Linked DNA regions of Mus musculus: regions 1, 2, 3, 4 and 6 are each linked to region 5. A link is a loop called in an ENCODE intact Hi-C map of the cell type or tissue named here. Cell type or tissue: heart. All regions are shown on one strand. Region 1 overlaps Rfx2 (regulatory factor X, 2 (influences HLA class II expression)). Region 2 has its middle 2.6 kb from the start of Vav1. Region 3 holds the start of Gm46589 (a long non-coding RNA gene). Region 4 holds the start of Gpr108 (G protein-coupled receptor 108). Region 5 has its middle 23 kb from the start of Adgre1. Region 6 holds the start of Slc25a23 (solute carrier family 25 (mitochondrial carrier; phosphate carrier), member 23).

Region 1 (5,000 bases), 530 kb before region 5:
GAACCCTTCTACTTTCACGAGGTTCACTTTATATTGCGCCAATCCCTTCTCAGTTAAAGGGTAGTCAGGAAGGGCTATGCGCACATGGCTCTAGGTAAGAGGCCTTGCTGCACAGCATGAAGATGTGAGCTCGAATCCCAGCACCCACACAGAAAGCCAGGTGTGGCTACAAGCTCCTATGATCCCAGTGTACAGGAGGCAGGGACAACAGGACCTCTGAGGCTTGCTGGCCACCAGGCCAGCTATAGTCAAAGCCGCCGCTTCAGGACAATAAGGTGGAGAGGGACAGAGGCCTCCATCACCTTCACCTGGTAGCCTGTGTCCACACCCAGCACATCCCCTCCACTATTGTGGCACACACCTCCAATACCAGCACTCGGGAAGCCGAGGCAGGAGAGTAGTTGAGAACTTGAAGAAAGAGTGCATTACAGAGTGAGGGCTGTAGTTTGCAGGGCATTTTCAGCATTGCAGAAACTGCCCTCAGGCACCATCAGCCGTGGTCTCAAACAACAAGAGCAAAACAAAAACAAACAAACACACACACACACACACACACACATCCCCTGAAACACTAGGGGTTGGGTTGGATGTGATGATAAATAGCTGTAATCCCAGGATTCAGGGTGGAAGAAGGGGTGAGGCTGAGGCAGGGGGATTGCTGACAGTTCCAGGTCAGCCTTGAGTTACATAGTGAGACCTTGTTTCAACAGATCAGCAGAACAAAAGCAGAGGCACAGAGTTGCTAACACTGAGAGTGTGATGGGGCAGCTCGATCTGGGCAGTGGAGGGTCACGACATCAGAAAGCATGTAAGGAGCTGGAGGGGTGTGGACGAGGTGAGCAGCTTTGTGATGGAGCCCTTTTCTGACACGTGTAAAGGCACTGGGTTCATCACCAGCATTTCAGGAGAAACAAAGGGCAGCATCTGAAGGTAACTGCCTATCTATTGTTAATTTCCCCTCCTTTGGCTCTCTGAAAAAATAAGTTAGTATGTGTCCTATGCCTGTGTCCCTGACCTTTCAGTTTGCCTGGCATGCCCATGTGTCCTGCCCCACACTTTACTCTGAAGGCTGGTGTGCTCATGGCTACAGAAAACAGTGGTGGACGTCTCTCAAGAATGAATCTGGGCTGGGTGGGAAGCACATTCAAGACCCCGGGCTCCATTTCTAATATGAGGTAGGGGGAGAAGGAGATGGAGGAGGAGATGGGTAGGGGATGGAGGAGATGGAGGAGAAGATGGGGAGGGGATGGAGGAGATGGAGGAGGAGATGGGTAGGGGATGGAGGAGATGGAGGAGGAGATGGGTAGGGGATGGAGGAGATGGAGGAGAAGATGGGGAGGGGATGGAGGAGATGGAGGAGGAGGAAATGGAGGAGATGGAGGAGAAGATGGGGAGGAGATGGAGGAGATGGAGGAGGAAATGGAGGAGATGGGGGAGAAGATGGAGAGGGGATGGAGGAGATGGAGGAGGAGGAGGAAATGGAGGAGATGGGGGAGAAGATGGAGAGGGGATGGAGGAGATGGAGAAGGAGGAGGAAATGGAGGAGATGGGGGAGGAAATGGAGGAGATGGGGGAGGAGGAAATGGAGGAGATGGGGGAGGAGGAAATGGAGGAGATGGAGGAGGAGGAGGGTTGAATGGAGCTTTGGGGAGCATCCTAAGATTTCTCTCTACTTTGAATTTTTCAGTTATTTTTCCTTAGGCACAGAAGCTCTCCAGAGCGAGAGCCAGTTGACTGGTGGGGTGTGTTCTCTCCTCATCTGTGTCATGGTTCTTTGGTGGCACTTTTCAAAGAGTGCCGGGATGGCAGGGCGGGCACAGTCACCTGTGGGGAGGCTGGCATGGGCTGGGCTGCAGGACGCAGAGCCACTGACGCTGGCGAATCTGCTCCTCCCTCGGAGTTCTGCATGCTGGGATCTAGAGCAGAGAGAGTGGTGGTGAGGTGTCGGGGGGTCACACACCTGCAGCCCATGGCCCTGAAGCTGAGCAGCCATGATCACTGATGGCGGCAGGGGGCAGCTCCAAGAAGAAAGCGACCACTGCACCAACAGTGACCACCCAGGTTCAAATCCACAGAACCCATGTAAAAAGCAGGCTTGGTGTTTGTGCCTATAGCCCCAGAAGCGGAGAGGGGCAGGAGGACCCCGGTCTCAGATTCAGTCAATAAGCTCCTGTCTCAACAGTCACTGGAGACAGCCTATGACATAGAGTGCCCACAGGAAGAGGGGATGAATCCCTGTTTGGTGACACTGGGTTCTGCACCCGCCTGTGCTGCCCCATTGGTGATCACTAGATGGAGCCAGAACCACGCAGTACAGTGATGCGCGTCAGTGTAGCGGTTTCCAGAGGGAAGGCACTTGGAGTGGCTCAGGACACAAGCGGAGGGAGGCAGGAGCGTAAGGAGTTCAAGATGAGGAGTCTAAAGCCAGCCTGGGCTACAAACATAAAACAAAAAGTATTCTGTAAGAAAAATCTTTTGTGTATACACACACTGGAATGAGTAACTAAGCTGATGAATGAATAAATCAAATTCAGTGTTTTAATCCGACAGAGGGGAGGACGGCTCAGTCAGCAAAGAGTCCTTCAAAGGCTCAAGGACCTCTCAGTTCTGAGCCCAGAACCCAGTAAGAATCTTGGAGTCTCAGTGACTGTGAGATGGGAGGTGGAGATGGGGCAGGGGGAGTGTTCCTGGAGTTCATGGGCCAGCCTGGGCCACAAGGTGAGTTTCAGGGCAGCCTGGACTACTGAGTGAGGGAGGCTCTGTATGAAACAAAACTTGTCACCAAAGACTCACAAGAATGTCTGAAATGAACAAATCTAGTAACACCCAGTTGCTTCCATTCCATTCCGTGTCTGAACAATGGACACCTCATTCATACAAAGAGACAGACAGACAGACAGACAGACAGACAGACAGACAGAAACACACACATACACACATACACACACACACACACACACTAGGTGTGGTTGATCATGTCTTTGGTCCCAGTACTAAGATGGGCTGGGGTGGCCCAGGTCTCAGGTGGGAGAGATGATAACAGCCAGTGATGGCTGGTGGGTTTGTTGTTGGTACTGCTGCATGGTGCATGAGGTTTCCATGAGGGAAGTTCAGTGGGCCCACAGGTACTAGCCCTGAGGGACACGTGGAACATGTCCCCTGCCCAGGCTGGGTCTCTCTGTCCCTGTACTCAGCATGGGAGTCCTCTGTGGCTACTGAGTCCTCACAGTATGCACCACCCTCCTCACTCAGGAGCTGCCCAGGTTGTGGGATCAACTGTCAAGGAGCCCAGAGCTGAAGTTCAAGTGTGCCCTCCTCTCCTCATTCCACCTGAACCTCGGGATGACACTAGTGGCTGGCAAGCCAGAGAGAAGCTGGGATGTATCTGAGTCAAGTGAAAAAGTTAAAGGTTGTCATTCAATAAGGGAAGGCCACAGATGTCAAACTGAGGTTGATAAGCTACAGTTAGGTGTGTCGAATGTGTGTGTACGTATATGTGCATGCATTTGCTGCATGGGTGAATGTGTGTGTGTGTGCTTGTGCATTCTGGTGTGTACTGGCTGGAAGGACTGCAATAGCAATGGTGTGGCTGAGCTTGCTGGGCACGGGAGTCTTGCTCACTGGCCCTCTGCTTCTCTGCTTGGTTCTTTGCCTCTCCTGAGTTCTCTCCTGGGGGGACCTGGCTTTCTCTACCTGTCCTCACCTGATTTCCTCCCCTATGGGGGTCTCAGGAACCTGAGAGCACTCTGTCATCCTGCCTCTCTGAGCCTGGCTCATGGTTCCCTGGTGACCCAGCTCTACCACATACTGCCAGTCAATGGTCCAAAAGAAGGCCTCAAGTCTCCCCAAGACCAGCCTCTAATCCAGTCTGTGCATTTGACCTTGAACTTGACAGAGTGCCCAAGTGGAGTTGCTGGATGGCAGATTGCAGTGGCCAGTCTCCTGCTGTCTCCAAGGACTCCAAGAGGCAGGCACAGGCTGCAGTGCGCTGGGGTCTGGCCTGGCGCCAGGTGGATCTGCTGGGGAAGCGCCCTTTGTTTACAGGGGGAAAAAAAAATCTTGGGTTGCCTAGCAACAAGTGGGCAGGCAAGGAAGGGCAGGGAGGCTGTGAGCCATTTCTGGGCTGGGTTCCTGGCTGTCCTGACTCACTGTGACCTTAAGCAATTTCTCTCTCTTTTATCCCCACCCCTCTATCCACCCATCCAGGGGTGCTGTGACTCTGTCACTTGCCACTTGGTTAAGCTCTGCTGTGGGGGAATCAAGCCTCAGTTGGTCTTTGTTAGTCTTGGTGGCAAGACTGGCACCTGAGTCCTACCCACCAATGCAATTTGTATCCCTGCTCTGAGTAGGGGGACAGGTCCAGCCAGATGGGCCCACACTCCAGCTCCCCTACAGACAAGTTCTCTTGGTTCCCTGTGACCTGAGGTCTCAGGAGTAAGTGGCCTGTGTGTGACACTGGGCATTGGTGACCTGTGCTGGGGGCTGCCCTGCTTAGCATGGACCTGAAGGTGATGCTGGCAACTGTAGCGGCTGGCCATGGTGGCTGCATCTTGTCTCCCTCCCCACTGTGGAACTGAGTTCTTCTCTTCCATGCCCCTGAACTGCCTGCCTCTTGGTATTCATCAGGGTTGAGAGAGCTGAGCACTGTTCATGCCAGTCACACTGTGTGACAGTCACCCATGTCCCCAGGAAGGGTCAGGGTCCCCAGGGATACCAAGAAACTCAGCATTTTCTGGCTATCAACCCTCTGAAGCCTGAGGTTGAACTCACACAGACACCCACACACTGAGTGGAGAGAGGGCTCAGAGGTCCAAGGGCGGGGGCGCCCTTGCCAAGTGCCGGCCACCCTTGTAAGATTTCCTTCAGCTGAACTTTTGCAGTGCCTGAAGCCAGCCCTGTTTTTGCCATTTGGAGACTGGGTCTCCAGTAGGCCTGAGTTCACTGAGTGCTGAGGTTGGCCTTGAACTCCTAACCTCCAGCTTCCACTTCTCCAGGGCTGC
Region 2 (5,000 bases), 59 kb before region 5:
GCATACCTAAAGCCAGGTGTGCTCCAAAATATGCACACTTCCTGTTTGTCACCTAGGTAACTCCGCCCCCTCCCACTCCCCATGGTCCTGAACTTCACACCTCATATAGAATTTTCTGTTTCTCCAGTAGCCAATGGAGGAATGGGGGCAGGCGCAAACTCTAGTTCAAGTTTGGAAATCTCAATCGATGGAGTCGTCATTGTCTGGGTCTTTTGGGGGATAATTTACTTGGGCGGGGGAGCGTAGGGGTGGGGAAACAGGGAAGGGAATAGGCAGACTTGAGGGAGATCTGTGGGTCTACTGTGTCTGTGCACAGCTGCACAAAGATTCAGGGGTGTAGTCTCCAGCAGACACTCCACAGATTCAGGTGGAGTTGGGATCTGGGGGGTCTCACTTTTCACACTAAGCTGATATGGATGATTTAAGACCTACTGTGTATCAGCCTGTCCCTGGAAGCTCAGTTACCCCAATTCCAGCTACAACCAACAACCAACAGAGAGATGAACGAAGATAATTTCTAATGGTCCCTCCTGGTTTAAGCCATGAGACAGGAAGATTCGAGAAGGAAGGCTAGGGGGAGCAGGCTTTTTTTTTTTTAATTTAAATTTTATTTAAATAAACAACATTCAAATTCATTTACATTATATAAAAATTAATTTAAATGACAGACCGGGTGCCCAGGTTCGAGGATGGTGGTCAGAGGACAAATCTGTAGAAAAGGCTCTCTCCTTCCATCTTCACGTGCGTTCCAGGGACGGAACTCAGGCTAGCAGGCTTTAGGGACAAGCGCCCTCATCAGCTGAGTTATATTGCCAGCCCCACGCGGACTGGCGTTCTTTAAGTATGAAAGGAGGCGGTAACTTGGGAGCTGAGACCTAGGTTTAGATTGAGGCAAGTTTTGGGATGCCTGAGAGGTCCGTGGTGGTGGGGTATGGAGAATGAAGAGTGAGGCGGTTAGACGGGCTAATTTTGATCTTTTCACAGGACCAAAATGCTGATGTGGGTGAGGAGTGGACCAGAAAAAGAGGCCAGGAGGGGAGACCACTCAGTAAGAGGCGCGCCCCGTTTTAGCCAGTGACCACAGGGGAGTTTAGGAAAGGTTTTGGAGCCAGCCAGGGAGGGAGGGGCAGATCCGGATTTGCGATGGCGTACACGAAAGTGGAAGCCAAGAGTATTTCCGCAGAGAGCAGGAAACACGCTGGGAGCTGCGCGAGGGCCACCTAAGACACGCCTGGGTTCCCGGACACGCATGACGCGTGGCTATTCACTTGGAGAGCTATTCCGGCGCCCGCAGACTGTCTTGGATAGATCCTCCGGTTCTCCCTAAGGGCTGATGGCTCCACCCTGACCAGTAGGGAGCCCGGGATCTTACAACGACCACCTCCTCACTTACCTGGAGGGGACTCGGGGAATCCGACGGGACTCAACCTGAAGGCTCAGCCGCTGAGCAGCGAAATGCCCACACCCCAGCTAGGCCCAGCCTCCGCTGCCCTCACCTGGCTGGTGCCCAGCCCCGGCCCCTGGCTCCGCCCCTATAAGCCCCGCCCCATCGAGGCCCTCTCCGTCAGGCCCCGCCTCCATAGGAACCTCCCAGGCGCTCAACCAGCCCCTTTGGAACAAGTCCCCGTCGGAAGCCGCGCTCCCTTTGAACCTCTGTGTGTGTGTGTGTGTGTGTGTGTGTGTGTGTGTGTGTGTGTGCGTGCGCGCGCGCCTGTGCATGTGCGCGCGCGCGTGTTTGTCTTGTTCTCTTTATTTCTTTTCCTTGGCATCTCCAAGTGGCCCTTACTTACTGTCCAGTTCTTTAAACAGACGCCCCACCTCCTCACGGCCACGCCCCACTAGTGCTGAAGTTTGGGAAACTAGAACGATTTTTACGCTTTCTTTCTTTTTCCTCTTCGTTTTTTTCTCCTATCTCCCAGCTCCTTTATAGCACTCAGCTATGTATCCGAGGATGACTTAGGCTCCTGATCCTTGAGAGCCGGGATGACAGGTGTGCCATATCTGGTTTATGTGGTGGCTGGGACTGACCTGAGAGAGCGCCCTGCCCACTGAGGGCCAGCCTCAAGCTCTGGAATGACTTTTACTACATGCCATGTCTCCCTGAACGAGTTGAGGCTGTCTCTCCAAATCCCCAGGGATTCAAGTCGGTTCAGGGCAGCTCTGGGGCTGTGGCGTCAAACCTGCAGCTTCCTCCAGGCCCGCCCCCGCCCCGGTTTGGAATTGTGAGAAAGGCGACAGCCTCCCGCTAAAGACGGGATCGGGCTGGATTTTGGGACCAGGACGAGGAAAGAGGGAATCTTTTCTCAGGTTGGGGGTGGGGCTGTATCCTGATGGCTGGAGAAGAGTTAGAGGAAGTCGAGGGTTGGGAATTTGCGGCAAGAGAGGCAATACTACGTTTATTCAAAGGCCACGTTTGTACACTGGCCCAGCACGCAGGAATCAGGATTTCAGCGTCAGCCTTAGATACATCACGAAGTTCAAGGTCAGTCTGAGCTCTACATGAGACTTTAGTAAAGTATTCTATATAATAGAGGCAGCCCTCATTAAACTCCTACGGTAAACCAAGACAATTCGGCTTGCCTTCTCTTGTCTCAACGGCTCAGTTTTCAGTTACATCCTCCTAGGAATGAGACGTGTACCATTCACCCCCATTTTCTCTATGGAGAGATCGAAGCACGAGACGAGAGGAACTAAGCCATTCGTGCAAATGTACCTCAGCTTGGAAGTGGTGGAGATGGAATTCGAATCTAGAAACCTAGTGGGCGCTCTCCAGCTGCCTCTCGTTTTTGTTTTGTTTTCACTGCCTGGCCTTCCTACCCTAACTGCGTGCAAAGAAAACAAATTGTTACCCGGTTTAGAGAAGAGGGAGAGGACGCGTAGGAAGTCACAGACGCCAAAAATAGGGGATAGAAATTGTCCTCGCCTGTAAGGTTGCAAAACGGGAGGGTTTTCAGGTTGTGCCCACCCCTACCCATATCCTCAGTGCGTAAATGAGACTCAAGCTGGTCCAGTGAAGCCGTTTAGCGCCGCCTAGAGGCCATAAGGATAAAAGGTGGGGTGCTAAGGAAGCGGCTTGGAATCTGGTGGGTTAGTCAGGGAGAGGCTTGCTTGCCAAGGTAATTTTAGTTCCTGAGAAGCTATGGTCAGGAAAGCAGTACATATTTGTTAGACAAATCAACTAATAAATGACAGGGAAGGGCACTGGTGACCTTGACTCGGACGAGAACTCACAGCAGGGAAGGTGGGCTTATAGTATGATAATTAAGGGTGGAGGAGGGCTGTGGCTTAAAATTTAGGAAGACTTAAGGGAAAAAAAATGACATTTGGGGGCTGGGGAGATGGTTCAGTCAAATGCTTGCTACTCAAATGAGAGGACAAGAGTTCAAATCCCTAGGGCACAATTAAAGCAGGAGGAGGTAGTCTGTGCTCTTTAATCTCAGTGCTCCTAAGACGAGATGGGGGCAGAGACAATTCTGGAAGTTCAGCTAGCCAGGAGCAGTTAGCCCAGGAGTAAGAGAGACTCTATGTTAAGTATGTGGAAGAGAGGGTCTACACTGAGGCTGTCCTGCCACCTCAACACACACGCCATAGTGTTCTCTCTCTCTCTCTCTCTCTCTCTCTCTCTCTCTCTCTCTCTCTCTCTTTCTCACACACACACATACAAGTTTTAAAGAAAAAAGGAAAAGTGGGTGGTGAGGGTGAGAGGGCTCTGTGGGCAAAGGTGATTGCTACCAAGCCTAATGATCTGAGCTCAATCGTTGGGGCTTGCATGGTGGAAAGAGGACCTACTCCCTTGGGCTGGTGAGATGGCTCAGTGGGTTAGAGCACCTGACTGCTCTTCCGAAGGTCCAGAGTTCAAATCCCAGCAACCACATGGTGGCTCACAACCATCCGTAACAAGATCTGACCCCCTCTTCTGAAGTGTCTGAAGACAGCTACAATGTACTTACATATAATAAATAAATAAATAAATAAATCTTTAAAAAAAAAAAAAAGAGGACCTACTCCCCCATGTTAACCTTTGACCTCCACACATGTACTGTGCCCCACATGTACCTTCACACATACACACATACATATGTATATATATACACACACACACATATATATATGTAATAAAAGTGAAATGGCTTTCAAAGTAGAATATATTTTCTAATGTTTATTATAGTTCTATTTGTTGGCAGTTTCCTACATGTTAACAACCTATCTTCGTCCTACCCACCCTCAACTCCCCTCTGACTCCGAATGAGAGTGGACTCTCTTTACCTTATCCCCACTTTCTTGCTCTTTTGTAACCCTTTGCATCCATTACTGCTGCCTGTGGGCATGTTGGCTCCCTCCTGGCTTTGTCTTGTGCTGCCACCATAACTGCACGGAGTTCATGAGCGTAGTGGCCATGGGTATGCCCTGGAGATAGCATTTCACATCCCCCGCCCCCGACTCTTACCGACTTTCTGTTCCTTCTCCCTTGAGCCTCGGGCTGGTGGTGGTATAGATGTCCCATCTATGGCTGAGCACTCAGTAATCAAAAAGTAACATGTAAGAAGTGATGGAGTGAATTAGTGTCTTCTGTCAGGTGGTGGGCACAAGTGCAAAGGCCCTGGGGCAGGATGGAGGTCAGGGAGTGAAGAACAGAGAGAGGAGAAGAGGCTGGCAGGGGTTGGGGCAGGGTGAACAGGGCCTTGTGGGGTGCAGGAAAGACATGAGTTTTGGCCCCAAAGCAAGGTTGAACCAGGAGGGTTATGGGTGGTGGAAGAATGGTTGAGACTTGACTCAGTGTTCAGTGGTCCCTTTTGGCTGCTGCAGGGGCAAAAGGCTGTGAGAGATCAGGGCCGTAGACTGGGGACCAGGAGGAGACAGGAGGTGACAGCCTAGGTGCCTACGGCTGGATGAGATAGTGGCACCTTAGTTCAGCAGGTGCCCAGGTCTGCTCAGTGTAGGTGGAGAAAGACGAGGTCACACCAGTGAGTGGAAGCTGTGAGGGCGTAACTGCAGATGCT
Region 3 (5,000 bases), 240 kb before region 5:
CTTCTTATTCAGTCCTGGACCACATATGCCTGGTTGGGCTTTTTAGCCAGATAGAGAGGGCATCAAAAAGCCAAAAAAAACCAAAAACAAAACAAAGAGGCAATCCCAGCCAGGTGTGGTGGTATATACCTTTGATCCCAGCATTTGGGAGTTTGAGGGTTGCCTAGTCTACAGAGTCAGTTCCAGAGTAGTTAGGGCTACATAGTGAGCCCTTGTCTCAGAACAACCAAGGAGGGTAGAGAAATGGCTCAGAGGTTAAAAGCACTTGTTCTAGCACATGACCAGAGTTCAGTTTGCCACACCCATATGGTGACTCACAGATGTTTGTAACTCCAGTTCCAAGGGATTTGTTGCCCAGTTCTGGCCTCCATGGGTTCTGCACACATTGAGGCACAGGCATATAGGCAGGTGAAACAGTCAGATAAGAAATTAAAAATGGGCCAGGCGGTGGTGGCGCATGCTTTTAGTCCCAGCACTTGGGAGGCAGAGGCAGGCAGATCTCTGAGTTCGAGGCCAGCCTGGTCTACAGAGAGAGTCCAGGACATCCAGGGCTACACAGAGAAACTCTGTCTTATCCCCCACCCCCCACCCCCCCAAAAAAAAGAAAAAAAAGAAAAAGAAAAGAAAATACCCTTCAGGCTTGCCTGCAGTTGTATCTTATGGAGGCATTTTCTCAAGTGAGACTCCCTCCTCTCTGATGACTCTACCTTGTGTCAAGTTGACACACTTGGGTAAGGGGTTGCTTAAGGCAGTATGGGTGACTCAGACAGCATTAAGTCCATCAGATTGGCCTGTGGGCAGGCCTGTGAGGCATTTTCTTGATTTCTGATCTATGTGGGAGGGTCCAGCCCATATGAACAGTGATATCTCCTAGGCAGGAGGTCCTGGGTTGCATAAGAAGGCAGGCTGAGGGCTGGAGAAATGGCTCAGCGGTTAAGAACACTGACTGCTCTTCCAGAGGACCTGAGTTCAAACCCCAGCAACCACATGGTGGCTCTCACTACCATCTGTAATGGGATCTTTGTCCCCTTCTGGTGTGTCTGAGGAGAGCAACAGTGTACTCACATACAATAAATAAGTAAATAAATCTTAAAAAAAAAAAAAGAAAAGAAGGCAGGCTGGGCAGACAGGAGGGAGTGGGTGTGTTTCATGTCCTCCATGGTCTTTGCCTTAGTTCTGCTTCTAGGTTATTTCCAGTTCACCCCTGGATAGTGGGCCATGCGCTTTTCTCCTCAAGTTGATTTTTGGTCCAACAGGGTAGATCAGATATGCGGTACACACTCTCACACCAAAAGATACACACCTGTGTATGCTAAGTGTGATGGGCTGGAAGCTATGCAGAGTCCCTTTCTCCAGCTGACCTTCGATGACACAAACACACGTTGGTTGCATTCCACATGAATGGGTAGGCACACAGTCCAAGTGCACACCCTGGGGCAGGCAGCCTCCCCGTCCCCATCATCCCACAGAGAGTGGGACTCAAGGCTGGGCCATATGCAGGTATGGTGGTCTTCTGAATTGGGGGCGGGGGCTAAGGAAATGGCTCAGTGGCTAAGAGCACTTGCTGCTCTTGTAGCGGCTTAGAGTTCAGTCCCCAGCACTCAATCCCTGCTCATAATTACTCTAGTTCCAGGGAATCTGACCCCCTCCTCTGGCCTCTCTGAACACTTGTAGCATCCGCTCATAGACAACGCATTACACATTAATAAAAGCAAACTAAATTTTAAAGAGAATAAGGGTGGGCGTGTCCAGCAGCTGGAATGAGAATTTGTAAGGCACAGAAGGAGGTGGAGGCATTTTAGACTGCCTTGCCGTTAACCAGGTCCCAGGTGGACGAAGGAGTAAAGTAGTCTCTGAGGAAGGTCCGATGGGAAACAAGCTTTCTTTCCTAGGCTGTTAGAGTCCGGTGGAATAGGGAGAACAGCGGGGGATGTGGGAAGGACCAGGGCGGGCTCTGGGAGGCTGATAGAGAAGTCTGTTAAGCCTACCCGGTAGGGCCTGAGCAGGGGGGGGGGGGGGGGCGGAGGGGGGTCTTTGGAGATTGGCAGGGAAGCAGGCGAGGCAAGAGAACTGAACCGCCTGGGAAGCTAAGGGAGCGGGAAGTAGGCTGGAAGAATGACGTCAAAAGTGGGAATCCACAACCTCGAGGAAGCTGTTGACTGGGGAAAGTGGGCAGGGCGTAGAGAGAATGACAGAGCAGCTGGGAGGGGCTAAGAAAGTGGGAGGAACCTATAGAGATTGAGAAGTGAGAGGGACCTGGGAAGTACACAGCTGAAAAGTAAGGATGTGGGGCTAGAGAAAGTGAAGGAGCCATTGGGAGGGACTGCAAATGAAGGTTTAGAGAGTAACAACTGGGAAGTGGACGGAGCCTAAGGAGAAGTGTATGGGCTTGGAAACCAGAGTCTACTCTCAAGTGGCACCATGGGCTCTGGCCACTTTCGTGTTGCTGATGCTGGCCCTGTAGGAACCATAGTGACCTGCCTCCTCCTACAACATCCTCACTGATCGTATCTCGCGGTCATACAGGCTTCTCTGGGTTCCGGTCCTCGGGCTGGTGGTCCTCCCGGCTTCCAGGTTCTGATGTCAAGTTCTTCCAAGGCTCGGCAAGTTTGGGGGGCAGACCCTTCCACCTGCATCTCATACAGCCTAGGGCGAGGATGCCGTCCACAAGGGGGCGCGTGTGTCCCGCGCTGGGATCCAAGGCTGAGTAGGAGGGAGTTCTGTTCACAGATCTGGTACCTGGATGTTTTATTGGAGTATTGGTTTTGTTCTTGTTGTTTGTTTGCTTTTTTTTTTAATTTATTTTATTTTGTCTTTATAGGTGTTTCGCCTGCCTGTATGTCTGTGTGAAAGTGTCATAAGCCTTGGAACTGGAGTTACAGACAGGTCTGAGCTGCCATATAGCTGCTGGGAATTGAACTTGAGTCCTCTGCAAGAGCAGCCAGTGTTCTTAACCATGGAGCCACCTAATCCTCACTGTTATTTATTTTTTTTTTTTTTAAGATAGAATCTCTCACTGGTCTGAGGAGTCCAGCTATTTGTCTAGAATAGTTTGCCAATGAGTTCCAGGAATCCTCCTTTGTCTACCTTCCCAGACTAAGATTATAAGCACTTGACAGCTTGTCTTTTTTTTTTTTTTTTTTTTTTTCCAGACAGGGTTTCTCTGTATAGCCCTGGCTGTCCTGGAGCTCACTTTGTAGACCAGACTGGCCTCGAACTCAGAAATCGGCCTGCCTCTGCCTCCCAAGTGCTGGGATTAAAGGCGTGTGGCGCCACCACGCCCGGCTCTTATTATTATTATTAAACAAAACAACAAGCCAGGGGTGCTGGGAAATCAAATCAGGTCCCCATGCTTATGAAACAAGTGTCACTGGCTGAGCTATGTATGCCTGGCATATTAAAAAAAAGTTTTAAAGTTTTACTTGTATTTATGTGTATATGTGTGTCTCAGGGTAAGTGCAGGTGAGTGTAGTGCCTATTGCTGCCAGAAGAGGTGTCACATCCCCTTGGATCTGGAATTACAGGAGGTTGTGAGCCACCATGTGAGGGTTGGGGACTTAACTCTGGTTATCTGAAAGAGCAGAGTAGGAGTACTCTTACCTCAACCCTTTCCATACCTCTTTTATTTCCCTTTCTCCTCTCTTTCTGTCCTCACGAGACAGGGTCTATCTCTGTAGCCAAGGCTAGCCTGAAACTATACATAGGCTGGCCTCAGACTTGTGTAATGTCCTACCTTAGCATCCCAAATGCTCAGGTGACAGATATGAACCACCACACCTTGGCTGTTCAGTGTGTTTGACAATGATCTCTCTCTCTCTCTCTCTCTCTCTCTCTCTCTCTCTCTCTCTCTCTCTCTCTCTCTCTCTCTCTCCCCCTGCCCAGGGGGCTATGGTGTATTTGTGGTTGCTGTGTCTGTTCTATGTCCTGGCTGTGGGTGTCTTTGTGTTTCTGTCTAATTGTGGCTGTCTAATGGCTACTTCCCCTGGCAGCACTGGGGAATCCCTTACAGATGATAGTCAGGCTGGGATTCCCTTTCTACTCAGCTTGGTTGATTTCCCATCACTGAGTTAGCTCTTATCAACCTCTGAGGGGTCCCCAGCCTGCTCAGCCACTCCCCCATCTTTCTCAGGGAAGAACTTATTGTTGATGTTAAATTTTTCCTTCTTCCAGAAAGCTATGGTCACCTTTTCTTTCTTTCTGGGTGCTTAGTTGACTACAGGTTGTTCATGGCTAAAAGGAAGGAGGAGGAAGATAGAAGGAGAAAAGGAGGAAGAGGAAGAGGAGGAGGAGGCAGAGGAAGAAGAGGAACCCAAACAAAACTTTGTACACATGGAAATGCAGGCTAGAGCCATACCACAGACTCCAGTGTGGACAAACCTCCGGAAGCAATTGTAATGCTGACTCTTTGCTCAAACTGGAAGATCCTGTCCCCGTGGTTCAAAGGCATGAGCTGTCTTTGCTGTTGTGTGACTGGTGATGTCATCAATGGTAATCTGAACGATTCCCTTTTGAAGACTGGAGAGATCATTTCCGTTCTCTGCACTTTTTGCTGTTATGGGCTTTGCTGTTGGTCAAAGGGTCTCACATAGACCAGGTTGGCCTCCAACTAGACTTTTAACCGAGGCTGATCTTGAACTCCTTCCTGATCCTCCTAACTCTGCCTCCAGAGTTCTGGCTCTGTGTAGATCCTTTCAAACATCCTCACGGGTCAACCCAGAGGCAGGATTTGTGTACTGGATTTCAGTGTTTCAAAGTCCACATGTAGTCACTGACACATGCTAGGCTGTGTAGGCTGCCAGTGGCAAGGATGGCTGAACTTACTGAGTGACTGCTGTATGTCACAACATCCTGGCTCCCTCACTGTGGACACCTTGAATTTTGAGGTAGTATTTTTTTTTTTTTTTCGAGACAAGGTTTCTCTGTATAGCCCTGGCTGTCCTGGAACTCACTTTGTAGATCAGGCTGGCCTCGAACTCAGAAATCCGCCTGCCTCTGCCTCC
Region 4 (5,000 bases), 87 kb before region 5:
TAAAATGCATTATATACATGCATATATGTTACATATATACTGGCTGGCTAATTTCTGATCCTCCTGCCTAAGCCAGCAGGGACACTAAGATGACAAATCTGTACCCTCAAACCCAGACTGCATGAGACACTGTATTCATTCTTAGGTGACAGGTGGGGAAGGCTATGAGACTGGCCACAGATCACACCGGTGAGGGACAGAGCTAAGACAGAATCCCAGAACTTGCACACTGAGTCCTCCCATGAGCCCCCTCACCTTTGGCAACTTCTTTTCTGTCTCCTGGAGGCTGAGTCGCAGTAAGCTCAGCTCTACTTCCAGGGAACCATTGGTGTAGAATCCGAAGCTGTTCAGTTGGATGTCAGCTCGCTTCTCCCCCTGCAGGAAACCAAAGACACAGTGGCACAAGGGCACTCTCCCCACCAAGTCCAGCACGACGGCGTGTTTCCCTGAGCGTCTCTATACATTTTTATTCAGGACAGGAGCATGTGAGAAAGCCTTCCTGGGTACATCGTATTGGTGCTGGTGACATTTTCCTACTTCAGTCCGAGGCAGCTAGAGGGTGGGGTTGTGTGTCCATGGGGTGAAACCCTGGCAACCCCATGACAGTCCCCATATAGACGTGCACCACCCCGAGAGCGGGCTACATAGGCTGGTGTGACTAGTTTCGACTTTCCAGAAAAGTTTTCGATTCTATCTGGGCTAAATTTTGAAAGTAGTCTCCTGTCACTCCCCTAAGTGAATTCCAGGAAGATCCTACCAGGTGGTACCCCTTCCTCCCAGGTCCTATGGTTGTTACCAAGTGTTCCCTGAAAGTTTAAGCGCCAGGAGTCAGGGGTCCCAGGAGATGAAGCCCCGCCCTCTAAGCCAGGCCAACCCATTACGAGCACCGGGCGGGGAGACCCCGGGACGAGACCACTAGCGGCCTGCAGTGGGGGGTGCGGCTGCTCCATCCACCGGCGGAGCTATGGGGGGAGACAACGAGGCCAAGCCTGCGGGGCTCACTGTGAGAGTCAGCCGGTGGATACGGCCTGAGCAGCCGCTCAGCGTCAGCACCAGCAGCGACAAGTATCCCCATCGGCACTGCGTTGGGCTCTCGCCGCTGAGCCCCCTCCTCTCGCTCACTGCCATCTCTGGGGCTGCGACTGCCCCCCGAACACAGCCTCTGACGCCTGATAAGGCCTACCCACTTTTCAGCCAATAGTCGCACGACGTGGTCTAGTCACCCAATTAGCAACTGAGATTCTTTTGATTGTCAGAAGGCCTCCCAAATGGGCGTGCTTATCCTTTTCAGCCCCGGCTTTCATACTCTCCAATCGCTAAACAGATTGTCCCGGATGTAGTTTGAGGAACAGGACGATTCACCAATGATCCAGGAACCCATATCCGTCCCTTAAAGCGGAATTCCTTCAGCAACTCTTAACGGTCCAAGACTACATTACCCAGAATATAGAGGGAGCAGATCCGTGCAACGAAGCATGCATAAACTACATTTCCCAGTATTCCCAAGGACGCACTTCCTCTCCCACCCCTCACTTCCCCGATACCCTGCTCCCGGCCAGAAGTGGAGACTTAGTCAACGTACGCGTCTATGAGCTTACCTTGTTTCAACTTTGCTGGGCCACCGAAAAGCCTAAAATTCTTCGCACTATGCTGATCTCTAATCCTCGGCTGAATGCCGCTGTAGGTCCTACCTGAAGACTCCGCCCTAGGCGTAACCTTGCAGCAGCTGAGTTCCCTACTTCAAACTGAAACATAGGCTCCTCAATTCCTACTGAGTCCTCAGATCTGGAAGAGTCCCAGCTGCTGGATCCTAGTTGTAGCTTGCAACTCTTAATTAGATTGCTGACCCTGGCGCGAAGCTTCCCACCGTAGTGTGATACCTTTTTCGTCACTGGGACTCTGAGTCCTTCTCCACCCTCCTCCACCATCCCTCTACCCCACTTTACATCTCAGAGCTTAGCCCACAAGCCACCAGCAGGTGGGGCCAAGGCCTATTGGAGCCTCAGTTCCAGCACTGGCTCCAGGGCGTCTTTCCTCAGAAGTCTAGACTGCTCTTCTAGCTGCAACACAATGGTGTTTTGACACTTGCGTAGCGGCGGAGAAAGCACCTACAGCCAGGGAGAGTGGGGTGGGAGCCAACAGGGCCTCTTCCCTTTTATCCGGGAGCCTTAAGGGGGTTTACAAGGCGTGAAAGGACTTTTATGATTGGGAGGACCCGAAATCCTAAGCCCCAGGGTCCCAGAATCTAGAGGCAGTTCTGATTTGGGCCTTACATACTGAATGAGGCTGGAAAATGTGTAGTCAAGTGCAAGTGCGCGGTGCTGTGCGTGCATGCGTGTGTGTGTGTGTGTGTGTGAGTGTGTGCCTAGCCCAGAACGGTGCCCAAAGGACAACCTGTCCTCTGTTTCTCAGAGGAGACTCTGGCGGGAAGGAAGAGAAGTCAGGATGCGGTGGTGTTGGGGGGTGCTAATGGACCTGGCCTTGGCTGGATGTGCATCCTGGGCAAGATCGAAGTCATCCCATCTCTGTGGCCGGAGGGAAACAGACTATTAGTGAGACGAAATGGAGATTTCTGGAGCCGAGTAGGTCCCCGCAAGAGCCTAATGACCAACCACAGATTTTCCCTGCCATGGAGTGGGGACACGTGGGAAAGACTGCTTGGATTTGGGGTTTTGATCTCTTGACCCTTTATAAAAAAAATGCGAAGTTGAAAGGAAAGGATGAATAGTTTGGGATGGCAGAGGAGAGAAATATGGGGTACAAATTTTGAAAATTAATCGAGGCGTACTTTGAGGTGGCGCATGGCCCTTTAATGGGGGGCGGGGCATCATCTGGACTCCGCCCTCAGAGCCCCCCGCTGGGGGCTCGGCAGAGTAGAGGCGTGGAAAGGCACGAAGGGGCGTTGTAATCTAGGCTGGTGGGCGTGGCCTGGCGGCGGGGCGGGGCGAGGTTGGGCACACTGCCCTGGGGCTGAGTCTCCGGTGGAGGGCGGCGGAGACCCGGGCAGGAGGCGGTGGCGTCCTGGGCGGCAAGAGCAGCATGGATTGGGGTACCGAGTTGTGGGTGAGTCTTTTTCCCCAGTTCCCACGGTTCTCCCTTGCTGGGGTCCTGGCTTCTCCGCTCTTTGTCCCCGAAGTACCTTAGCCCGGACTCCACGCTTTCCCTTGCAGCTGATCCCTTGGGTCCCCGCCCTCTGCCCTCCGCACTCACTCAAAAGTTCCTTTGGGACTTTCAAGACGCCCCGAGGACGTAGGGATACTTTGCCCAGGACCCGCATAGGGAAACTGAGGCACAGAGTTGAGAGGAAGACCATCTGAAGAAGTCCCTGGACCAGGCCAGGGAGGGGGGACAGCTGGGTGAGGTCACCTATTTTGAGCGCCCTGGCCTGGCTTGGAGGCTAATCTTACGGCCCCTGGGTCCCTGCCCGTCGCCCGCCTGTCCGGCTGGGAGGGGGAGGGGACCCTTTGGTCACCTTCTGTCCCACGTGGGGCCTTACCGGGTTCCTTCCCCGCTTACAATTGGAACGCTGAGGGGGAGGGGAAGGGGCTATAGGACTCGGCCCCGGGCGCTGGGCGGAGCCACCCCTTACCCGCCTCTTAACCTCACCCAGGAAGCCCTAGAAGTTTCCCTGAATCCTTGTCGGACTATTGACCCCTCCTCTTTCTGGAGGCGGTGCAATCTTAGGATGTAGTGGGGGTGAGCCACTATAGTGGAGGCATCACAGAAGCAGGGGAAACTGAGTCACTCAACTGAGGATCCCGGGGGATCTTGGCGAGTGGGGAAATTTGGCCATAGAGGCCCCCCGACCCTGCTTCCACGCACTTTGAGCTGCACGAACTCATCCCTTCTGTGCCTGATTTTTGTGCCAAGCCCTCTTGATTTTTTGGAATTTGGAGGGGATTAGAGGAGGGGTGAGGGAACTGGCGTGGTTTAGCCTCCTTCCACACCCTTGCTGGCCACCCCGATTCCGAGAGACCCTGCTGTCTGGTTTGGGGCCCTGGCCGTGTTGTCCAGGCCCTTCCCTGGAGGAGGACATGGGGGTTCCCGCCAGCTTCCTGCCTCCCCTGCGCCACGCCGGGGCGGCGCCTGGGGAAGCCAGCCAGCCCTTGCTGGAACCGCTAAGCCCCGAGAGATTGTCCACCCCACCCCACCTCCGCTGTTCCGGGTCGCTGGGATTTCGGTGCCTCCTACCCAGGTGACCCTAACGTTCCCCAATCGCGCTCCTGCAATCAGGATCAGTTTGAGGTGCTGGAACGCCACACGCAGTGGGGGCTGGATTTGTTGGACAAATACGTGAAGTTCGTGAAAGAACGCGCGGAGGTGGAGCAGGCTTATGCTAAGCAACTCCGGTGAGCATGAGGGTGGGTGCTCGCTGCTCTGGGACTCCAAGGGGAGACCGCAGGAGGTCCGCGTTCTTAGCCTCCCTGCCTCTGTCCCAACCTTTAGGAGCCTGGTGAAAAAGTATCTTCCCAAGAGACCTACCAAAGATGACCCTGAAGTCAAGTAAGAATGGGAGGGGGAGGGGCGAGGGAGGGGCTGGAGGCGCAGGTCTCTCACCTTCTTAGAGGCCACTCTACCTCACACTTCCAGTCCCACCTCCTGTTAGTCTGGATGTCCTAAGGTGGAATTTACTCGCTTCCAGCAGGGAGCCCTTTTTGGTTTGTAAATTCTCAGCTTCTATTTTCCCCTCACTGTGCTGTAGCTGAGTTATTTGGGGGCTTCTTATTCTTTATATATTTTGGAGAGCGAGATGCACCCACTTATCCACAGAACGCAAGTCCTCTGGAAGTCAGAGGACAGTTTGAAGGAGTCAGTTCTTGCCTCTCACCATGTGGATCCCAGGGATCAGACTCTGGTGTTTAGCCACAGGCACCTTTACCCCTTATACCACGTCACCAACCCGAGTTTTTATCTTTGAGATAAGGTTTTGGTTGTCCTGTTACTCCCTTTAGCCAGGACTGGTCTCTTAACCCAAGAGCTTTAATGTATCAGTGACTTTG
Region 5 (5,000 bases):
ATGTTGGTTGAGACATAATGGACTTGGAGGTCATCTCACCCCCTGGAAAATTGACGGTACATTACCAGAGAGTCAGGGACATATTTTTTTGAAGGCACAGCATCGTGATGTGTCTGGAGAGAAGGCTCAGAGGTTCAGAGTTCTTGCTGCACAAACATGAGGACCTGAGTTTGAGTCCCCAGCATTCAGGAAAGATCTGGGCTTGGCCAACCCTGGGCAGGAGAATTGCTGGGACTTCTGGCTGTCAGCCAAGCTCTGCATTCGGCAAGAGACTAGGTATCAGGGGAATGAGTGGGGAGTGTTAGCCTCCAGTGGCCTCCACACCTGTGACGGTATAAGCACCTGCATATGTAGAATTACAGGTGTGAGTACATCCCACATAGCACACACACTAAAAAAAGCTGAGTCTCAGGGCTAAGCTGTGTTCTCAGCACCCTAGTGCAGTGGTCACAACCCCTTTGGTAGTTGAATGACCCTTCCACAGGGGTTGCATATCACAATATCCTGCACATCAGATATTTACATTACAGTTCCTAACAGTAGCAAAATTACAGTTAACAAAGTAGCAAGGAAATAATTTTGTGGTTGAGGAATTGAGTTAAAGGGCCACGGCTTTAAGAAGGTTGAGAATTACTGGTCAAGTGGCTAACAGAGGCCACAGCACTGCCTGGTTCTCTCTCAGGAAAGTCAGTGCCCGAGTGCTGTCTCACACACATTCTTGGCCAACGATAGACTATGGCACAGGAGTCTGGTCTGAAATGCTTATCACGTCTGAAGGGTCTGCCTTCACTGTAGGGAGAGTCACTGGATTTGCGGGCTTCAAGAACTGCATTAGAGTTCACTAGAGGAACAGGACTGATAGAATCAATAGGTATCAAAGGAAGATTTGTTCGTCTGGCTTATCTGATACAGCCTGGGCAGTCTATAATGGCTGCCTGTATGCTGCCAAGGCCGAGAACCTGGTAGCAGCCCAGTCTATGAGGTGGGTGCTGCAAAGTCCAGATCTGAAGGCCTGGGGTGGGGGGATTTCTGGAGGGTCCCAGGTCTTCAATGCATGTCAGATAAGGATTGTAGGAACAACACAGGGGCAGTAACAGAGTGGAGGAGCTCTCCAGGAAGGGGCAAAGTCCCCCCGTGAATTTCCCCAGAAGCACGTCTCTCAGCTGATTCAAGTTCAAGTTCAAGTCCACAGTCAAGGTTAACCATCACAAGCACCATGGTAACAGAATGCTGCCTGCTCCCATGGTTCTCCCATGAAAAAGAAAGGCTGAATCATGCGATGCTGAGGAGTTAGAGGTCACGAATCTGCTCTTGGAGCCATTCCAGCCATGCCCAGAGTGTTCAGTCCATCTTTAAGGCTCAGGGTGGCAGAAGTTTGTATTAGTCAGCTCAAGTTACGTTTTGCTGTAGTGACTGCCTACGGTGGGTTGACTTGTAGGGTCTGTGGGGGATTGATGTGGGAAGACCCAGCCTGTAGTGGGCCACACCATTCCCTAGGCAGGGATCCAGAACTGTGGAGAAATGAGCATGCTGGCCTTCACTTCTTCATTCTTGACTGTGGTTGTCACGCGGCCAGCTGTTTGAGGTGTGTGTTCTAACTGCCCCACAAAGATGGGCTGTAATCTAGACCTGTAAACTCAACCCCTAGCTTCCAAAGCTCCCTTTTTTTTTTTTTTTTTGGTCAGGATATTTTATTATAGCAACAGAAACTAGGCCAGTCCTCAAAATACTCTCCCTACACTGTTCTAGGGATTTAAAAACATGGATGAAGATGTGGGAAATCGGACATAAGCTTCAAACGCAGGGGCAGACATCCAAGCAGGACCGGTCCGAGGCAGACAGCTGGACGTTAAAGGCACGATCGCCCCCTCGCGGACATGTGCGGTAATGACACAACGTCTGCAGCTGGGCGGGTCGTTTGCAGAGGGGAGGAAAGACGGAAGAGATTGAGTTTATTTGTGGGTGTGCACACGTGTTTACTCACAAGTCTGTGGATATGAGCCTAGAGAGGCCCCCAGGAAGGGACCCTGGTATTTCTGGCATCTCCACCCAGTCTTCTAGAAGGAATGGCCAGCGGCACTACTGGATGATATGGTGTCTTCAATTTATTTTTAGTTTATTTTCTTTTCTGTTTTTTATTTTTATTATTTATTTATTTATTTATTTTTTTGAGACAGGGTTTCTCTGTGTAGCCCTGGCTGTCCTGGAACTCACTCTGTAGATCAGGCTGGCCTCGAACTCGAACTCAGAAATCCACCTGCCTCTGCCTCCCGAGTGCTGGGATTAAAGGAGTGCGCCACCGCTGCCCGGCTTAGTTTCTTATTAAATTTATTTGATTTGTGTTTGTGTGAACGAGTGTGTGAGTATCCCGAGAGCAATAGGAGGCCAGAGGACATTGTGCAGGAGTCAGTTCCCTTTTTCTATCGTGTAGGCCCTAGAGATTAAACTCAGGTCATTAGGTGCAAAACTTCTTTACTTGCTGAGCCACCTCACAGCCCCTACCCTTCAATAATTTATTGTTACATATTTTTCTTAAAAAATGTTTACAACTTATTTTTATCTCTAGTGATTTCTAGGTGGATCTGAGCTTCATTTGTTGAATTGGTACTCTGGATAATTTTATTATTTTTTAAAAGAGAAATGCATTTATCCGAAACAATGACCCTTGTACTGGTGGAATTCCAGCCTATGAAGTCAGGCATAGACTCCAGCAGGCTGTGTTTCCTTGTCTGTGGCGCCGAGGCCCCCATTTTTCACTTCAAGGAACACTTTGCAGTCTAACCACACAGCGCTCACTTGCAGCCCTGTGCTGCCACCTAGCGTCCACGAGTGATATGGCCCCTGGGTTCAACTGTGTATATTCCCCAACTCCTCCCAGATCCGCTGTCATCCAAATCGTCTTACAACACCATGCCTTCTTTTTAAATTTTAAATAGCCCATCCAGTTTAATTTGGGGTGTCCATGTAGTACTTGGTGTGTGGCTATCCACTGGGGCATGGTCAGCCTGCGGGGTCAGGGGCATAGTTTAAAGAAAACTGCCTCTCCCTCCATCAGCAGCCATCAACTGTCCAGCTCCTCAGTTAGGGTGGGCTCATGAGCCCTTCCAACTCCTGCTGTAAGGTTGACTGGTCTGATTATAAGCAGCAGCCACAGGTGCTGTAGTTTATTAGTACCGAGATCCTGCTTCAGTCGTGCCTGACTTCTGGCTCTTACAGTCTTCCTTGTCTCCTCTTGGGGAGAGGGTTCCACCTTATTTTTTTGAGACAGGTTCTTCTATAGCCCTGGAGTTCAGTAAGTAGGCTGGCCACCTTGGGGATACATTGATCTCCACACCTCCCTCTCTCCAGGGCTAGATTATAGAACTTCATTTCCATGCCTGGACTTTAAGTGAGGGTGTGCAGAGCTCACTCAGGGAGCTTTGCTTGCTTAGCAAACACTTACTGACTGAGCCTCCCCTCCCCCCACAGCCTGGGTCTCTCTATGTAGCAGATCAAGGCTGGATTTGTGCTTATAATCCTCCTGCCTCAGCCTCCCCAGTATCTGAGATTTCATAACCTGCACCACGAGGTTCAGCTAGAGTGAGCAGTATCTGTTTTAATAAAAACTTAGGCTGGCTGTGGTGACAAAGGTCTTTTATCCAAGCACTTGGGAGGCAGAGGCAGAGGCAGAGGCAGAGGCAGAGGCAGAGGCAGAGGCAGAGGCAGAGGCAGAGGCAGAGGCAGAGGCAGAGGCAGAGGCAGAGGCAGAGGCAGAGGCAGAGGGAGAGGGAGAGGGAGAGAGAGAGAGAGAGAGAGAGAGAGAGAGAGAGAGAGAGAGACAGAGAGAGACAGAGAGAGACAGAGAGAGAGAGGCAGAGAGGCAGAGAGAGAGAGAGAGAGTGAGAGAGAGAGAGAGAGAGAGAGAGAGAAAGAGAGAGAGGCAGAGGCAGGCACATGCCCTTGAAACTAGCCTGGTCTACAGAGTGAGTTCCAGGACAGCTAGGGCTACACAGAGAAACACTGTCTCAAAAAACAAAACAAAACAAAACAAAACAAACAAACAAAACAAAACAAAAAACCAAACCAAACCAAACCAACCAACCAACCAACCAACCAACCAACCAAAAAAACCCAAACAAACCCCAAACCAAAATCCAAACCAAAACCCAAAACCCCAAAACCAAAACCAAAAACCAACCAACCCCTCCTCCCTCCCCCACTAAATGGGTGTGTGTGGACAGGGCTCAGTAGTGAATACACTTGTCAGTTTCTGATGACCCAAGTTCATCCTCTGGAACTCTTGTGGTGGAAGGTGAGGACCATTTCTTGAAAGCTGACGTCTGACCTCCACATGCACACAGCAGGATACACATTCAAACAAACAAACAAACAAACAAACAAACACATGAGAAAGGACAAGGCGATGGTTGAAGGGGAGGGGGATGCTAACTGCCTCGAGAGGTCACCATTTCACTCGTAATCTACGTACCAAATTGTTAAGGTGTGCATCACCCGACGAGGAAAAAAAAAAAAAAAAAAAAAAAAGGAACGGAATAAACCACACAGCCTGTGTACTTTGGAGTCTCCTCAGCAAGGGAGGTGGAGAGGAGGCCGGTGGGATTGAGGGATAGGCTGCACACACACAGAACCTGGATCCGTTTGAAGTCCTAATTAGAAACCAGCGTCTCTGTGGATGGTTGTGCTTTTCCTGAAGCGTGCTGGCTGGCCCAGCTGCTCCAGTGCTCGCTCCACAAACGTGAGGATCCATGTCTCGACTTGCGGATTCTAGGGTAGCGAGGAAGACCCCGTCTTAGGAAAACACATGTGAGTGGCACAGATTTGACTTAGGAGGTTAGAAGACCAACCAACAAGGGAGGGCACCAAGTTGATAATGGTGGGCAGACGAGAGGAGTTGGGAGCGGGAGGGGGAGCACATGTAGGAAGTTCTCAAAGAACTAATGAAAAATACATTAAAGCAGACAGTGGATGCTGCGTGATGGAGAAGATTAAGGTTGGTCTGC
Region 6 (5,000 bases), 270 kb before region 5:
ATGGGGCCTCTTTATATTCCTATCCAAAAGTTGGACCTTAGACTCAAGGTCAACAAAAATGCAATAGGTCTGTTTTAGGGAAGGCTAGGGGCTCCATGTCCCCTGTCACACGGAGAAAGGGCCAGTTTTTGCTGCTCCCCACTGCCACCTCCCATACTGGAGCTAGAACCTAGGACCTTTGCACATGCCAGGAAAGCACTTTACTGCTAAACTGCACCCCTACCTCAAATTCCTTCCTAGACAGGTCAGACCCCAGTAGAAGCAGAGTGACCTCAGATGGACTGACTCCCTAGCTGGAGCAGCCTGGGGCAACTGGCCAGGTCCGGGAAAGAGCCGGCTGGCAGCAAATGTAAATAAGAGACTAGGAGAGCTGGCTAGGGGCTCTGTGTGTGCTCCAGCAAGGATGTGAAGTTGTGTTAGCTGCAGGTGGGAGCGGGTCACCCCTCGGATTGTGCACAGAGCAGAGGAGGGTTTGGCTCTGGGCCGTGGAGGGGAAAGCGTCCCGCTCTGCAGTCCATCCCCCCCAGTAGGCATCCCACAGGGGGTGGGGGAGGGGGCGGTGGGGGGGGGAGGGGCCGCTGGGTCCTGGCAACCGCAGCCACTGCAGGCCTGGAGCCTTGGCAGCCCTGTTTCGCGACGTCAGGCCAGACGCGGGTGGACAGAGGGAAGGGAACCTAGACAGAGGTGGTGGGGTCCAGCCAACAGGTAGCCTGTGGCTGCCGTAGCCGCGGCATTAAGGGGCACCGGTTACGGCGCGGGCGGATCCTGCCGCGGTGGTCGCTGCCCATAGTACCTGCTGTGCACGGTCCGGATCTCCCCTTCCCAGCCTGGCCAGCCCCTGGCGCAACTCGTGCACGTCCACGCGGCCGTCCTTGTTGCTGTCTAGTTCCTCGAACAGGCGACCCCAGCGCTGCCGCCGCTCCGCGTCGCTTGAGCCCCCCCGCATGGCGCCCGCCCAGGGGGGAGGGGAGGCCCCGCAGCGACGGCCTCGGCGGGGGCTTTCTGGCTCCCCCTCCCCCCCGGGGTCCCCACAAAGCCAGCTCCCGCGCCCACCCGCACCGCAGCCTCTTCAGTGCGGGGCCGAGCTCCGGCACTTGCTGGAAGTGATAAATGCTAGTCGTCCCCGCCCGCGCCAGAACTTGGTCTCCTCCTCCGACCCGCATTACTTGGGGGAGGGGGCTGGGGGCGGAGCAGGGGGCGTGGGGAAGCATTCTAGGAGGCTCTGGTTTTGCACATCTGACAGCGCATTCCTGGGACGGTAGGAGAGGCAACCGTCTTAGTACTCTGCTTGCCTCAGTTTACCCTTTTTTCCTTAAATGGTTTTGGTAGGGAATTGTCAGGAATTGGATTCGTAATCTTGTTCATTTACACCTTCCTCTCTAACGGATCACTTATCAGAAATTCAAGTTTTTGCTTCTCCCAGGTCTACGCAAAGAATTCTGAACCAGTTTAAAAGCTTCTTTCGCCCGCCTGCTCTAGTTAGATTCCCCAGTCGATGATAGAAACAGCAGATCAACAAAGAGGTGTGGGCTCCCTCCCCAACACTTCATTCCGCCCGCGCGCCTCCTTTTCTTGGTGACACTCGGAGAGAGAAACGCAAGGTCAACGAGCGGCGCGGCTGCAAAGTTAAATCCTTATTGGTCAATGCGCCCTAGCTGCGGCGGTCCGCTCTACCTAGGCGGGGCTTCCCGGTTGACCCGCCGCGGCCTCCTGTCCCGCAGCTCGCAGCCCGCTAGGCATTCTTAAAGGGGCCGCGCCCCAATTCAGACTCTCTGAAGGCTGCTCTTTGCAGACCTGCCTGGAAAGGGAGTCGCGGACCAGTATCTCCCGCGCCACTAAAGATAACGATCAGGAGGAGGGGCTCTGGAGGCGGGGCCTCAGCCGGCGGCTGTGGTTGCACCTGCTGAAGTCCCGCCCACAAGTTTCGGGTGCAGTTTTTCGTCTCACCGTCAGGGGGAAGGGCGTCCGTCTGACCGCGAATAATAAATAAGAGCTCACATTGAGTGCGTTGCGCATGCCAGAGCCCTTCACTCGCTGCTCAGTAACGAACCTACCCCAAACCCTGTGAGGTAGGTAGGTGACACTAGCTTTTCCCACGCTACAGTGGAGAAATCAAAAGCTTCAAATCTTAGTCTGGATTCCCATTTAGGGCCAGAGCAGAGATTTAAACAGAGTTTAAACCACCACTCCCAGGAAGGGACGACGCCTCATTTATTTATTTATTTATTTATTTATTTTTCTTGTTCAAAGACACAGTCTCTCTATGTAGCCACGGAATTTACTATGTAGACCGGGCTGATCTGGACCTCACAGAGCTCCACCTGGGATCTAAGGCGTATGCTACACTACAATGGGTGTTGTATATAGCCTTGTATGTGCTAGATAAACTAGCCACAGAACTCCAGCTGCAGCTCTATGGCTATTGTTGTTATTGTCCTTTTGAGCCAAGGTCTCTGTAGCCTCGCTGGCCTTGAATGTGCAGCAGTTCGCCTGCTTCGGAATCCCAGTTGCTGGGACGGCAATCACGTGCCATCATATCCGGTGCATGACCACCTTTTACCCAAAGATACATCCAGAGGTCATGCGGTCCCCACCCAAGCTGTGCCCATACATCTGTGGTGAACAGGTGAAAGTCCCACCCACTCCCTCTACCAGCTACCAGATGTTTCCATGCATAAGAGTTTCTGTGTGGGTGCCGTGGGACATCACTACTTCTGCGCAGACGCCCCAAATCCATGCTTCCTCACAGACACTTCCCTGGCAGGTGGACCTCATACGGATGTTCTTCAGTGTGGACATAAGGCCTTCCGTTAAGCTGGGCGAGATTCTGCACAGATCTTTGTCCGGTTTTTTTTTTTTTTTTTTTTTTTTTTAATACCGCACGGGTTTAATCTAAGCAGGTGTTCTGATTACACTCTGACTACAAGCCTACATGTATCTTTCTACAAAACTAGTCCTGTACAGGTTGGTTGATTTTTTTGGTTATGGGATGAAAATGGAACCCAGGGGTCTCAGGCATGCTAAGGAGGAATTCATGGCTGAGTAAGGGGCGATCCAATCACTAAGACATTCTTGGAAGGCGACCTTCACTAGGCCATTTAAGGCAGGGGTTCTGGCCCCGAGCCACGCTCCCAGCCCCTTTTACTTTTGAAATAGGGTTTATTCAGGCTGGCTTTGAACTTGGGGTCCTCCTGCCTCAGCCTCCAGAATACATTTAGAATACAGGTTAGCATTCCCAGGTCTGACTTCAGGGTGTGAGTTCTTCAGTGTTTCCCATCGGAGCCCGCCTCTTATAAGTGTGTATCTTTCTGGAGTGTCGCCACGCCCCCCGCCGGGGTATGCACCCCTGTGCTTACACCTGCTCATTTCCGCCCTCTGCGGTGCTCCGGGTCGCAATGGGGTTCCCGTTACAGGTGCTCTGGCGGCGCGGCCCCGCCCTCTTCGCCCCGCCCCTCTCAGCCAGGCTCAGGTGCACAAGCCGGAAGTGCGCTCTTTGCCCAGGTGGGTGACTAAACTTTCCGGGTCACGTGAGCGGGCGGGGCGGGTGGGATCTGGAGCGACCGGGTGAAGGACGGAGACTCGGGGTTCCAGCTGGGAACCCGGGATTGGGAACCTGAGCGAAGTCCCTCTCAGACGCTGGAGTCAGGTAGGGAGGCAGGGCGCGCAGCCTGTCCTGTCCCCACCTCCTCCTTCCCTTTTCCTGGCCCAAGAATGCGGTCGGGGAGTTAATCTTTAATCTCTGACCCTTGGCGCCGAGGGCGGGGAGCGCACTCCAAGATTGGGTTGCCTGTCGCTGGGCCCCGAGCCTGAGTCCAGCCCCTCACCCTATGCTGCGCCCTCTCCCCCCCACCCCGGTCTGGTCCCCAGGTCCTGGGTCGCAGGTGCCCTCCTCGACCCAAGATGCGGTAGGAATTGGCGCCTTGGGGAAGTCCTGTCCTTGGCGTCACCAACTCGTCGCCTAAACTCATGGCGACCCCAGGCCTGGGGGTGCTCTTGGCGTTTGGTTTGCCGATGCTGCCCTCCGGCTGGAGCCTAACAGGTAGGTACTGTCCGGGGCAGCGCTCGGGTGGGAGGAGGGTTCCCGGGTTGAACTCAGAAGTGCCGGGCATTTGCGACCCAGAGAGGGCGACAGGTCTGAGGAATGAGCTTGGAATGCGTTTGGAGACCAAGTTTGAAAGCTTCAGGGCTGAATTTCAAATTAGTTTAGCTGACCTGCGAACTTTTTTTTTTTCCAGTTTTTTTTTCTCCAGTTTTTTTTTTTTTTTCTTTTAACGTTGCTGAGGCTCGAACCAGCGTTTTTCTGAACGCTCCGTACCCGCAGCCTAGAATTCCTGAGTCCTTAAGTCTTGTGGAATTTAGGAGCTGGGGGTTGTTGGGCAGAGCCCAGAGGTGGAGGAGGGGAGGGAGAGCCTGGGCACCTGAGTCTGCATAGTTGAGAGTCTTAAGCAGTCAGGGGGACCTGGAGGGAGCCCAGCTGACAGGGCTGGCCCTCCGTAGGTGTGGACCCAGCCAGACCTTCCCTCAGTCTCTAGTTCCAGTTTCGGGAGCCTGGGGGGTGGGGGGACCTTGTGAGTCACATACTCCTGGGAAAGGTTGAGCCCCGCCCAGGTCCTTAAGGGTTCTGGGCCGGAGTGATGGTGGAGGGGGACACGGTTCTGGAAGCCATCTATTCTAATAGGCTAACAATGGTGACTCTGGGTGGTCAGATTATTACCTGCTGGGCTGAGGGTGGCCAGAGAAACCAGCATCACACCCGAGGGTGGAGTGGGTGGCCTGGCTGTACTTGCTGCCTCAATTCCAGCTGGAGACTTTGGAAGGCGTTTTGCAAGGTCTGACTGAGTGGTGTGTAAGTGATAACTAGTGAAGAAGACCCCAGCATGGATTTTTTTTTTCTCTTTCTGTTCCACAGCACCGGACCCTTTCACAAATAGCACAACTCAACCCCCAGGTGATGAGTCCAACGGGGGCCTGGTGAGTTGGGAAGGTGTAAGAAGGAAGAG

Evidence for each region. A loop is a pair of places that touch in the nucleus more often than their neighbours do. Peaks named below come from ENCODE experiments on the same cell type or tissue, not always from the same donor. Only the 100,000 strongest peaks of a DNase experiment are listed, where the experiment ranks them.
Region 1: a loop joins it to region 5, with 3 times the contacts of the local background. A loop is called at or near these places in 11 of 42 quality-filtered maps.
Region 2: it touches region 5 in a loop (7-fold over the local background); 19 of 42 quality-filtered maps call a loop at or near these places.
Region 3: it touches region 5 in a loop (10-fold over the local background); 28 of 42 quality-filtered maps call a loop at or near these places.
Region 4: it touches region 5 in a loop (9-fold over the local background); 13 of 42 quality-filtered maps call a loop at or near these places.
Region 6: it touches region 5 in a loop (2.7-fold over the local background); 3 of 42 quality-filtered maps call a loop at or near these places.

What each region holds. Positions count from the first base shown.
Region 1 is chr17:56,806,410-56,811,409 of GRCm38, forward strand. It overlaps Rfx2 (regulatory factor X, 2 (influences HLA class II expression)), which reads right to left. Exons shown (of 17, transcript NM_009056.2): 2 at 1,825-1,916. The coding sequence starts at 1,908. Among named protein-coding and RNA genes, the nearest start is that of Gm41604, 15 kb to the left of the region's middle. In heart, a CTCF peak has its summit at 2,289 (motif pointing right); DNase peaks (open chromatin) are centred at 2,282 and 4,022; H3K4me3 peaks cover 357 bases; H3K27ac peaks cover 1,981 bases; H3K27me3 peaks cover 1,214 bases.
Region 2 is chr17:57,274,025-57,279,024 of GRCm38, forward strand. No RefSeq gene overlaps it. Among named protein-coding and RNA genes, the nearest start is that of Vav1, 2.6 kb to the right of the region's middle. In heart, a CTCF peak has its summit at 3,012 (motif pointing left); DNase peaks (open chromatin) are centred at 1,247, 1,547, 2,247, 2,987 and 3 weaker places; H3K4me3 peaks cover 2,602 bases; H3K27ac peaks cover 665 bases; H3K27me3 peaks cover 2,146 bases.
Region 3 is chr17:57,094,086-57,099,085 of GRCm38, forward strand. The region is part of intron 3 of Gm11110 (predicted gene 11110); the gene reads right to left. Gm46589 (a long non-coding RNA gene) reads left to right here and starts at 2,035. Exons shown (of 3, transcript XR_001782170.2): 1 at 2,035-2,735; 2 at 2,822-2,886; 3 at 4,210-5,000. In heart, a CTCF peak has its summit at 2,669 (motif pointing right); DNase peaks (open chromatin) are centred at 2,196 and 2,646; H3K4me3 peaks cover 933 bases; H3K27me3 peaks cover 1,090 bases.
Region 4 is chr17:57,246,509-57,251,508 of GRCm38, forward strand. It overlaps Gpr108 (G protein-coupled receptor 108), which reads right to left and starts at 1,181. Exons shown (of 17, transcript NM_030084.4): 1 at 1,003-1,181; 2 at 256-375. The coding sequence starts at 1,128. Trip10 (thyroid hormone receptor interactor 10) reads left to right here and starts at 2,943. Exons shown (of 15, transcript NM_001242389.1): 1 at 2,943-3,063; 2 at 4,234-4,349; 3 at 4,447-4,503. The coding sequence starts at 3,040. In heart, CTCF peaks have their summits at 1,980 (motif pointing right) and 2,991; DNase peaks (open chromatin) are centred at 1,263, 1,973, 2,943, 3,513 and 2 weaker places; H3K4me3 peaks cover 4,754 bases; H3K27ac peaks cover 4,256 bases.
Region 5 is chr17:57,333,063-57,338,062 of GRCm38, forward strand. No RefSeq gene overlaps it. Among named protein-coding and RNA genes, the nearest start is that of Adgre1, 23 kb to the right of the region's middle. In heart, CTCF peaks have their summits at 1,881 (motif pointing left) and 2,820 (motif pointing left); DNase peaks (open chromatin) are centred at 1,889 and 2,829; H3K27me3 peaks cover 396 bases.
Region 6 is chr17:57,058,728-57,063,727 of GRCm38, forward strand. It overlaps Slc25a23 (solute carrier family 25 (mitochondrial carrier; phosphate carrier), member 23), which reads right to left and starts at 1,136. Exons shown (of 10, transcript NM_025877.4): 1 at 794-1,136. The coding sequence starts at 946. It overlaps Crb3 (crumbs family member 3), which reads left to right and starts at 3,504. Exons shown (of 4, transcript NM_177638.5): 1 at 3,504-3,646; 2 at 3,868-4,039; 3 at 4,910-4,971. The coding sequence starts at 3,967. In heart, a CTCF peak has its summit at 1,940; DNase peaks (open chromatin) are centred at 434, 1,004, 1,744, 1,884 and 2 weaker places; H3K4me3 peaks cover 4,086 bases; H3K27ac peaks cover 1,714 bases; H3K27me3 peaks cover 2,518 bases.